2 separate regions of the Mus musculus genome follow, and region 2 is linked to region 1. A link is a loop called in an ENCODE intact Hi-C map of the cell type or tissue named here. Cell type or tissue: left cerebral cortex. All regions are shown on one strand. Each heading gives the region's core, and the rest is flanking DNA. Links, peaks and the distances in the headings are about the cores only. Region 1 has its middle 49 kb from the start of Gm11981. Region 2 holds the start of Adcy1 (adenylate cyclase 1).

Evidence for each region. Hi-C counts contacts between places; a loop is a spot of excess contacts. Peaks named below come from ENCODE experiments on the same cell type or tissue, not always from the same donor. Only the 100,000 strongest peaks of a DNase experiment are listed, where the experiment ranks them.
Region 2: a loop joins it to region 1, with 2.2 times the contacts of the local background. A loop is called at or near these places in 2 of 42 quality-filtered maps.

The regions. Positions count from the first base shown.
Region 1 is chr11:6,765,879-6,771,246 of GRCm38, reverse strand. No RefSeq gene overlaps it. Among named protein-coding and RNA genes, the nearest start is that of Gm11981, 49 kb to the right of the region's middle. In left cerebral cortex, for the core only: a CTCF peak has its summit at 2,187 (motif pointing right); DNase peaks (open chromatin) are centred at 2,206, 3,947 and 4,365; H3K4me3 peaks cover 212 bases; H3K27ac peaks cover 286 bases.
Region 2 is chr11:7,061,285-7,066,652 of GRCm38, reverse strand. Adcy1 (adenylate cyclase 1) reads right to left here and starts at 3,220. Exons shown (of 20, transcript NM_009622.2): 1 at 2,418-3,220. The coding sequence starts at 3,053. In left cerebral cortex, for the core only: a CTCF peak has its summit at 2,607; DNase peaks (open chromatin) are centred at 2,800, 3,364, 3,890, 4,448 and 5 more places; H3K4me3 peaks cover 3,529 bases; H3K27ac peaks cover 3,229 bases.

The DNA.
Region 1 (5,368 bases), core at 249-5,248:
CATCGCCCCATCAGTAAAACACTGTGAGCAAACTGAACACCCTGTAGCAGCAGCAGGATCAACCACAGGTGATCAACTGTCATGCAGCTATCTGTATATAGCCATGAAGAGAGCCATGCATCGGAGAAGCCAGGGTGGACAAGGGTTTCTTTCTGGCACAGCTAGGTTTGGGGGAGACAGACACTGTATAAGAGTGAGGATAAATAATTGAAAAGGACATCCAAGATGTCTGTGGCATAAATTATCCTAGGATTAAAGGGGGAAAGAGAGGAGATGGGCTACATGACCATCTATGTCTTCAATTGACATGACATCTATATGTCTTTGTACGTGTACGAATATGCAGATTAATATAAAAGTAACTCTGGAGTTTACAGCCAAGGCCTGCAGCCCTTGTCCTGAAACTCTTGGTCCTGCCAGGCACAGAATCCCTGAGCTGCACAGCTGTCTGCCCATTTCTTACCTCTCTCCTCCCAGCTCCTGGGCTCGGGAGCTGTTCTTTGAACTTCCCTGCGACTTTCCTAACAGTGGTCATTCCTTCCTAAAGAGAAATCATGCCACCACATGGGAAACGCAACTTGACTTTCCCTTGTCTCCCCCGTCTGTGTGCCTCAATTGTCCTTTTTGCTTTGGAAAGGGAACAGTTAATCCCAGCTGCATCCTGCTCCTGTATGCATGGAGTGCAAGGATCTCTGGCAGCGCAGGGGCTCACCAAGGCTGCCTTCCTCCTCACTTCCTGAACTAAGAACGCTGCCAGGTGCCCACCCAGACAGCCCTGAGGCACTGACCTCTCACCCTAATGATATCCTTCTTGCCTCCCCCCAGACCGCAACGCCCCCCCCCCATTCCCGAATGGGGCCTTGCCCTCTCTTACCTGCTTTCTCTCCTTGCTGCCGTTGTTCACCTCTCAGGGGTCACTCAGACAAAAGGCCATGTCACCTGCCCCACATCCCAACACCTTCCTGATGGCCTGTACCTAGAGGCCACCCCTCCACTCTGCTAGGTCCCTTGGGGGAAGGAAACATTCAGCAGCCATTTCTTTCCCTGTCTCTCTGATCTGGGGACATCTTTCAACTGTCAGTCGGCTCATGTCTTGCCTTCTAGAGCATCTGAATTTTGGCCAGAGTTAATACACAGCCTGGTCACTTCTGGGGTAGTGGGAAGGGGTTCAGAAGAAAACCCTCTAAGATCGATGAGGCCTCTGAGATTGTCACAGGTCCCTGAGAACCCTGGGAAGGCCCAGTACCCAAATTAACAAATCAAAACATACCATTAGGAGAGAAGGCACCAGACAGAGTCTCCAGACCCAACCTTCACCAAGCCTACTTAGCTCAGCTCCAGTGGCTGTGTGTATGGTGGCCTAAAACGCTCAAAGCAACCCTAATGAGAGAGCCATAGCCAAGCTCACAAGCACAGGAAAGACTATGATCCCTGTAGAGAGTTTCCAGGGGAAGCACAAGGCTGTCCCAGAGACTCCTTGGGGACTCAGAGTAACGGGGAAAGTCATGGGTTAAGAGTCGAGAGGCAGGTTCCATGCCTGGCCTTGCCGCTAGTTCTCCCAAACAGAACCAAGCCTGCTGTCTGACCTGTGTCTCCTGTACGCAGGGGAAACGGGTTCTCCATAGTTGTTGGACCCTTCCAGCTCTGGCCTCTAGTCAGACGTGTCATAGATGGTAGGGGATCAAACTTGAGGGATCTGTGAGACAATCTGGGTCACTCTACAGAGGGGCAGCCCTCTTGAGCATTTGTCACTGAAGCGAAAAGGCCTGTGTTTATTAGATCTTGTCACCTTGACACAACTTAGAGTCACTTTGAAAGGTTGAACTTCAATTGAAGAATGACTGACTGATGTGGGAGGGCCCTGATCATTGTGGGTGGCACCATCCCTAAGCAGGCAGGCCTGGGCAATATAAGAAAGCCTGCTGAGCACGACCCAGAGAGTAAGACAGTAAACAGCCTGATACTCCGTGGTCTCTGCTTCAGGTCCTGCCCCGACTTCCCTTAGTGTTGTATTGCGAGTAAATGTAATTTGGAAATGTGAGCCAAATAAAACCTTTCCTCCCCAAGTTACTTCTGGCCAAGGTGCTTTATCACAGCAGTGAATGAACCTGTAACACTGCCCTTTGATTGGAGAGCATTGTACACTTAGCCCCCTTGGAGAGCTGAGGGTCTGCAGTATGAAGAATCACCGGCAGGGGGCGGCAGAGTCCAGGCCAGGAAGGCAGTGCTCGCTGAGGTTCTGTTGGTCCACCCAAAAGGTGTGGTGCTCAATTAGGGTTTCTCGATCTGGAGTGCTCAGTTTATCCTACTTAGGGATGCATTCCGTCGGAGATGCTGAACTTAGATGCTCAGTTCAAGCCCGGGATACTGCTCACAAATACACGGATGCTACCACGGGATGCTTGTGGTGAAGATAATATATACGAAGCAGCCTTGCACAGCACGGGGATCGCTCCCTATATCCTGCCATAGCCACTAGAATCCAAATGCTGACCCGTTTGTGGAATGGACAAATAAACTAAACGAGCTCAGTAACCACGGCAATTCGGTGCGCCTGGCTTCACAGGTATCTGAAGATGCTCCTCTTACCTTGATGGACAAATCCTCACTGTCCAAGCCAGGACCTCGTCCCTAAACTGAGGCTCTTCCTGGTGCTGGTGCCCCAAGCCTACTTCCTCTCCACTCTTAGACACCTGCTGATCCTCCTGATGGAGACAAGGAGCCCCAGCCTGGAAGGAACGGGAGTGAACCAAGAATCCATGGGAACAGAACAGGGGATGTGGCTCAAAAAGAGAAGCCAAGCAACTGTCCGTTTTCCCACACCCTTCAGGGTGGGTCTCGTTTCTCAGGAGGGTTCTGAGCTGGAGAGCAGTTTGCTCCAAGGACTCGGTCATCTAATGGTCTCCACTGTTTTTATTTACTGGGGTATTTTCTAGGAAATGTCAGGACATATGTTCACCAGATGCACCCATGGGGCAGTCTTTGTGGTCTCTTTCATTTGTCCCTTTGTATTGAGGAAGCCAGGGCCACCGTGACCCAAAGCAGGCTGTTCATGGTGGGGAGGAGCTGGAAGTTCAGCTGGTTCTGAAGGACCTTTGTCCAGAGGAGAAGATGACGAAATGAGGAGTCTTGGTGCCATCTCTAGACCATCACACACACGCAGGGTGTTTTTTCGGTTGGGAGTTTCTGAGTATCCTGATGGAGAGCTGAAACCATTCATAGGAAGAGGCAGGGCAGGTGGTGCCCCGAGTTCCTGGGGGCAAGGACAGTGAGTCTCCTTCTCAAAGGAGAATGTTGGTCTTGCTTCTCGAAAGCCAGAGTCCAGTGCACAGCCACATGTAGGAGAGAGCAGAGTCTCCAAGCTCACCACCTAATAGAGTCCTCGTGAGGTATAGCTGTCTGGCCACTGGAGGGGTCAGGGCACATGCTGGTGTGGCTGCCTCCAGCAGTTACCCTCAGGTGCTCCCCAGCAGTTACCCAGGATCCTCCAGCAGCTCCCCAATCGCTCTCCAGCATCCTCCATCAGTGCCCCAGCCCACCGTAGGGAACATCCCAGCCATTCTCCCGCCCCTGGCTTTGGATCTCTTCCCCTCCCTCTTCCACTCCTCCAACTCAGGCTCCAAATTCATCTCATGTGGTAAGTCTTACTCCATTTTTCTATCTGGGATGCCATTCTCAATGCCATCTCATGCGTCCAGTCTGTCATGTCCCAGCCTGGAAAGTCCTTAGGCCTCGCTCAGCTTTTGTATCAAGATGGTACCTACCTAGCTTTCTCATCCTCTCTCTGAACCCAGTATCCCCAGGAACTCCCCCAGGATTTTCAGAAGACAAAGGACAGCAGAGATGGTCTCCTCACAGCCCCAAGGAGTCACGTGCTCTGTGTTATTTCCTGATGGAGCTTTGTAGCATCTCCATTTGAGAGACAATATAGCTGCTCTCTTTCCTGCTTTTTAAAACGTCTGTTTTTAAACAGGAACATGCCTAAAATCCCAGGGAAAACTGAGGTAGGAGCATTGTTGTGAGTTAGGGGCTAGCCTGGGCTACATTCCAATATTTCTCTAAAAAGAAACAAAAGTTTAAGTTTATTTTTCACTTCTTATTCTAAGTATAAGTGTGCATATAAATAAAATCTCATTGAGTGCTCAACATTTTTGGAATGCTGAGTCCAAAGCAACTATTTTTATTCACGTTAGCTTGTGGTCCTCCCCCTCTCCTCCACCCCAACACACTCCTTGTCACTCTGAGGCTAACCGAGCATTCTGCTGAAGCCAGCTGCCCCGCAGCTGTGTCCTCTGCCCGCCTTATCTTGTCTCAGCTGAATGAACACTAAGGATTTTCCCCTGGTGCTCTGTGAATTTAGTGCCACTGCGTCTATTATTGGCTGCGGGTTTGTGCTTGGATCCTTATCCTGGGACATGCAAGGATGTGACTAAGAAAGATTCTTTGTACCAAAATAAAGTCCTGATGATTTCAAAGGGAGATGCTGTGATATATGTGTGTCGTCTTTAATGTGTGAAGTGAAAGAGGATGCAGTGTGGGACCTGGCGAGCCAGGGTTTTAAAGTCCGATGCCACAGCTGGGAAAGCACATGGAACCCTTACAGTCTTCCTGACGACACAGCCACGCATGCTCCTGACGGTACTGTAGCTGCCCCAAGGGCAGTAAGCACACCTTCCCTTACCACCTTTTGGGCTAGAACCAAGCAGAAACATAAAAGACAAGTGAACAAACTGTGTGTGTGGCTGTGTGTTGGGTATGTGTGTCATGTGTGTGTAGGTGTGTATCATCTATGTCAGTCTTGTATGCATATGTGTGCATGTGTGTGTGTGTACTTCTGTCATTGCATGAGTCTATTTGTGTGTTTGGGTCAGGCAAAGTCTATATAATGTATGTTTGTATAGCGTGTGTCTGTCAGGAAGAACATACATATTCACAGCAGACAACACTTGAAGGACACAGAGAAAGTGAGGACAGCCTGCCCTGAGAAGAGGGGCTGGTGGGTCTGACCTGAGAAAGAAGCAGCCCCACGCCCAACACCCATCCTGAACAGACCAAAAAAAGGCAGAGTGCCTGTTCCACTTGTTATAGGGGAACCTGAGCCTATCTCTTCAAGTCTATAACTCCAAAATCTAGCAGTTCCTGGCCCTTGGGGCCCACATACGAGGGAGGAAATAGGGCAGATCTTGTACAGGGTAGTTTCCAATCCCCCATGCCTGACATCTTCAGCCTGAAGCTCTGGGCTTGAGGGGTTCTCCAGGAAGACCACCAGTACCTGAGGCAGCTCCCAAGCCAGGTGCTGCTTCATGGTTCCACTGGGAGCAGTGGCCTCTGTCTTCATTGGTTCCCGGGCAAATACACAAGAGCCCTG
Region 2 (5,368 bases), core at 291-5,290, 300 kb before region 1:
AAAAAAGCAGCAGCCCACGGGGCCATGAAGAACACTGGGTATGGGAGAAAGCTCAGAGCCAGTGGACCCAGGTCTCCCTGCCTCCTCTACTGCAGCCTCAGAAAGGACAGGGAAGGAGGGGACCACTGTGGGTAGAGGTCCTGAGCTGGTGGCTAGGCAAGCCCAGGCTCGCTTTTCTCAAGAATCCCTCCCCTCAAGAGCACTCCAAGGAAAGGGCCTGCTCGGCTACCTCACCTCAGAAGGCTCTGAGGACCCTCCTGAAGATGGGCCATGGTTCTGGAAGGGACTTGCTCCCCTGAACAGAGTAAGGAGACCCTCACAAGCGCACCTACACAAACCCCAGTACCAAGTGTCAGTTTGCTCTGAGCCTCTGCCCTTGACTGGAAGCTGGGGTTGTAGTTCTGAGACTGGGGTGTGAACCTGAGGTGGAGATCTCACAGGACTCAGCCCCAGCAGGCTCCTAACACCCTCAAACAGCATCCGACCCCTGTGTATGCAGCAAGGGCCACCCTGCAGCACGGCTTCCCTCCCTCCTTCTGCATCTGCCCCATGCCCTCTTGGGTACTGTCTGTCTAGAATTCGGAGGTGAGGAGGCAGGGCCATCAGCAAAAGGCTGTGCGGCAGCAGAGGTGACAGGGTCTGAAGGGAGGTGGCCACAGCCGTGAGGTACAGGCCTCTCAGATACTAAGTGGCAGAGTTCACTAACACACTGCAGGGTGCCTAGGATTTCCTGATGGGAAGACATTGAAATCTTTGGGGACCAGCTTCTCTTTACCTCAGGTTTTCCCACTTGGCCCCATTTATGTGTTGATAAGGGAGTAGAGGATAAAATGCCTTAGAAATGGCAGATTTTCAACACATGCTTTCCTTATGGACTTCTTACATTCAAACCATCTCTGTGGGAGGCAGCATCTTCCCTTGGGGAGGCGGGGGGGGGGGTGAGAAGGAGGCGGGGCAGAGGCTGAGTTTTGGTGAGGGAGGGATTTATATCAGATTGGAGGCTAGTCACGGGGAAACCTGGGTACCACAGGCTACCTAAGAACCCTTGTTTTCACAATGGGCTTCTTTCCCCCACTGAAATGACAAGGGCTCCTCTATCCCAGAGGGAGGGGCACTAGCACCTTTGCAGACTCCTCCCTAATCCTTTCTTTAAAAGGAATGCCTAGAGGCTGTGTAGAAGAGAAATAAAGAAACTAAGAACACAGCCTTTTAAGGCACCTAGAGAACCCACCACGGTCCTGAGTCTACAGCTGTCTCTCCAGCCCTACAGTGAATGCTCAGCAATAAACCTGTCATCATGGCCCCTAAGTCTAAGTACCGCTCCCTGCCATCAGAGTCTGGGTGTTTGTGTTGGTCTTACAGGCAGCAGGTACAGCTGACTGACAGTCACCTCTCTCAAAAACACCAGTTAGTGTCCCCCCAGTTTGGATTCTGTGCCTAGCCCAGCCCCCCACAACTTCCCATATGCTCGAAGAAGCTACCTTCTTTCCTTAGATGGACTCTCCCACCTTTCTGTCTCTCGTCTCCCTCCCACTGCTAGCCCTGGAACAAACCCCTCCCTCAGATGCCACGCCTGGGCAGGGCCAGCGAAGGGGAAGGTCCCAAACTCCTGGGAACAGCCTCCAGGTTCACCTCCACCTGCTTGGGTGCGGTGGTATGGGGAACGGGAACCTCTGGGGTCCAGGAGAATCCCCAGGAGGAGTCAAGTCCTATGCCCTTGGCCCGGCAGCCCCCTCGCCCACCCAAGTTGAAAGAGACAAAGTTCAGGCTCCATGGAGCCAGGGTTAGGACTGGGAGCAGAAGCTGTGGAGACCAGACTATGTGTGACCTTGGCAAACTCCTCTCCTTCAGGGCAGAATTCGGATTCACACCGGGGTGGTTAGCGATACTGGTGGGGTTCAAAGTGCTTCCCTTCCCACTAACTGCTCCCTCGGGTCCGCGAAATTGAGAAGCGAGCCCCAGATGCGCTCCAGGCGAGCTGGAGAGGAACCCAGGGGCTGCGCGCTCTGCCAGCCTAGAAGCCTGGCCTGGAGACCGCGCACCCTCCCACTTTTCAGTACCTCTACTGAGGGACACGGGTACAACCCGGCGCGGTGGATCAGGCTTGGGTCCCCCACTTGAGCTCGGTACCCTACTGCCTGACCTTGGGCCTGTCACCACCACCACCACCACCACACACCAGTCTCTCGTCTCCACCCTAAAGACGCTAGGGACTCTTATCTCGTAAGAAACACCGGGTGGAGGGTGCTAGCTCCTCCACTGCATCCTCAGTTTGCTGTTGACCTTGAACACCTGTCCCACCTTCAGAACCTCAGTTTCCCCACCTTCTCCATAGGAAGAACGTTAAACTCCTGCCACCTCCAGTGCTGCTGGCAGATGTGTCTCCAACCCAATGGGGGACTCGTGGTGCCACTTACCGTCCTCCAGAGACGTGGGCGCTTGGCAGGGACCAAGGCGGCTGTGACCAGTAAGTGCGAGGCAGCCACCACCAGCCCGAAGCCGATGGCCAGTAGGCTGCGCACGGGCAGCAAGGCATAGGACACGAAGGTGACCAAAAGGAGTTGCCAAACCCCCTGCTCGGCGACCGTCGAGCCCATTGCGCCTCCTGCAGAGCTCCTCGCGGGGCCGCCCAGCGCGAAGGGGCAGCAGAGTAGCGCGAAGGTGAGGCTGAAGAACAGCGCCAGCTGACCGACCTGCTGCAGCTGGGACACCTGCAGGGATCGGACATTGGTGACCACGAACAGCGCCAGGAAAAGGATGCAGTGCACTGGGTGCGACCCCTTGGCGAGGCCCGGCGCTGGCCCCGGTGCGCCCAGCAGCTCAGCCAGCGCCAGGGCGCCCGCCAGTAGGCTGAGCACAGCCAGCGCTTTCAGCGTGGCCGCCTGCTCCAGCCGCAACGTGTAGCCGCGGAACAGCGCCTCCAGCTCGGGGCACGCGAACTCCTCGCCACACGCCCGGAACCCACGCCGGCCGCCCGGCCCGGCCGCCCGCTCTGCGCCCCCGGGCTCGCCCGCGCCTCCGCCGCCGCCTTGGCCGCGCGGCGCCCCCGCCATCTCAGCGCCATGCAGCGGCCGCGGCCACGGGCGCGCCCCTCGCCGGCCCGGGGCGCCGGGGCGCCGGCCGGCGGCCCCGGGGCGGGCGGGCGGCGGGCGGCGAGGCGCCGGGGCGCGGGGCGGGCGGAGTTGGGGCGCCGGCTGCCCAGCGCGCGCGCCCCGAGCGCGTCCCCTCCCGCCCGCCGCGCCTGCGCACTGGCGCCCGCCCGCGCCCCGGCAGTGGTCCTCTGCGGCGACCGTGCTGCGACAGGCGAGCCCCAAGAGCCCCGATCCTGGGCGGACAGAGTCCGCGCCCAACTCAGCGCCCGGGATCCCGCACGCCCAAGGGGCCACGTGACCTTGGGCACCACTCCTGACTCTTTGAGCCTCGGTTTCCCCTCCTATGTACAGTGGAGCCCACCCCTCTATGAGTCTTCGGAGGCGTTTAAAAAACGCAGAAATTCCCAGTAGAGGGAGGAACAGCTCTGTTAGATTTGTATCCCCTCCGCAAGCAGAACCAGGTCACCCAAGAGGAGCCCTCACTCAGCTCCCAAGAGGACCCCTCACTCAGTGCCCACCGAGAAACCCCGAGAATCCCAGGTCACACATGCAAGGCGCTTTAAGTGACTGATTTGCCCACCACCTGGGTGGGTAGTGAAAGCTTTGCCTATTGACCTGAGCAAGAATAAAGCCCTGCAATGTCCAAGGAAGCTGTGAGGTCTAGGTGCAGGGATGGGTGAGGGAGGGCTGAAAGGAGAGATAAAATAGCGCGGCTCTCTCCTTAAATAGGAGCTGGCCATGCAAATGATGGCGAGACGTTTACTTCCAGCTGAACAAGTGGCAGGGACAGATTCGCCTCAGTTGCGGATCTTGGTGATGTCCATTCACTAAGGGAAGGGACCGGACAGAATTTCATTCGGTGCTCACTCAGGATGGCCCCCTGAGATCGCTCCCCTGTTCTCCTTTAGAGAGAGTCCCAGAGGACCCTGAGAGTAGAACAGATGCCAGGAGCTTGTGCCACCTCTGGATCCCACGGGTGCACCAGGAACTGTCTCTCACAAAATTTTGCAGCCCATATGCTGTTCTTCCTACTAGAGGCCCCGCTTCCAAATTTTCACTTTCAGTCCATCCTGACCAGACTGTTTTAGAAGACCCTGAGAATTCCCAGGGTAAGAGCCTGTGCCCCCCCCCCCACACATTATATAGGTACAGGAATTAGGATTTGAGATTTTCTCTAGAATTAGTTTGAGCCACATGAACTTGTCGTTTTTACAAAAATCTTCCTACTCAACATCTCCAACAGTTCATACTGAAGGTTTGCTGGAACCACTTGAAAACCAGTTAATCCCTGTTCTTGGAGCGGACTCCCGCTGTAAGACACTCCCAGCTCAGAGCCTGCCTGGCCCCAGTCAGCACCCAAGCTAACTGTTTTCACCCCAGTCCCTGCTCCTTCCATGAAGGTTCACACCTACTGCTCTGCAGCCTCATTTTCTGGTCATTTCTCTCTCCGTGTTCTTTTGGCAGAAACCCACGGAGAGCGTCAGCTGATGCTGAGAAGATGGTCTGGCCCCATCCTTAGGGCACTGCCTTGAAAAAGCATCCTTGTCATCACCTGATTCCCAATTGTCTCTAAATACTATCAAGTCTGCAAGATTCTCAACTCTCCACATTAGGCATAGAGTCACTTGTTACTTGATGTTGTGTGCTTTTTCTACCCTAATGATTTTATTAAAGAACATCTGAAAAATATCCTGACTACATGAAAAAGAAAGACTCATAGTGAAGTCATTTAAATGCTAAGTTCGTAAGTAAACCTCACCCACTTGCTTTTCTGTGTTGGCTTCCAGTTCTCCCCTTGGTCAAGGCTGCTTGTTTGTTTGTTTGTTTGTTTGTTTGTTTGTAAGCCAGCATCAATGCCTTTCAAGTGAACCTGGAGGAACCTATATTCAGGTTTGGAATTAAGGTGAGTCATGGCATGACCCTTTTTGCTCGCTGCCATAACTGCCCAACTTCTTATGTCTGTCTGTTACAAAGCATCTTGGAAGATAGCCTTTGTCACCTTTGTTTTGTTGGTGCGCAGAGGCTGGCTGAGTCTCACAGTCTAGAGGGAGCATGAAGCTTCTCACGTCAAGCCCTGTTGCACAACCTCAGAAGGCAGGAGCATCAATAATTGCTATTGTTGTTATAGACGCATACACTATGTGCCAGGTTGGAAGAAGGGCTTCAATGGACAGTTTGCAGACACAAACAGGAAGGTTATATGTAATACAGTGGGAGCCAAGGTGGTGTGTACCTCCCATATAACTGTTATAACTGTGGTCATTATAAAAGGGGAA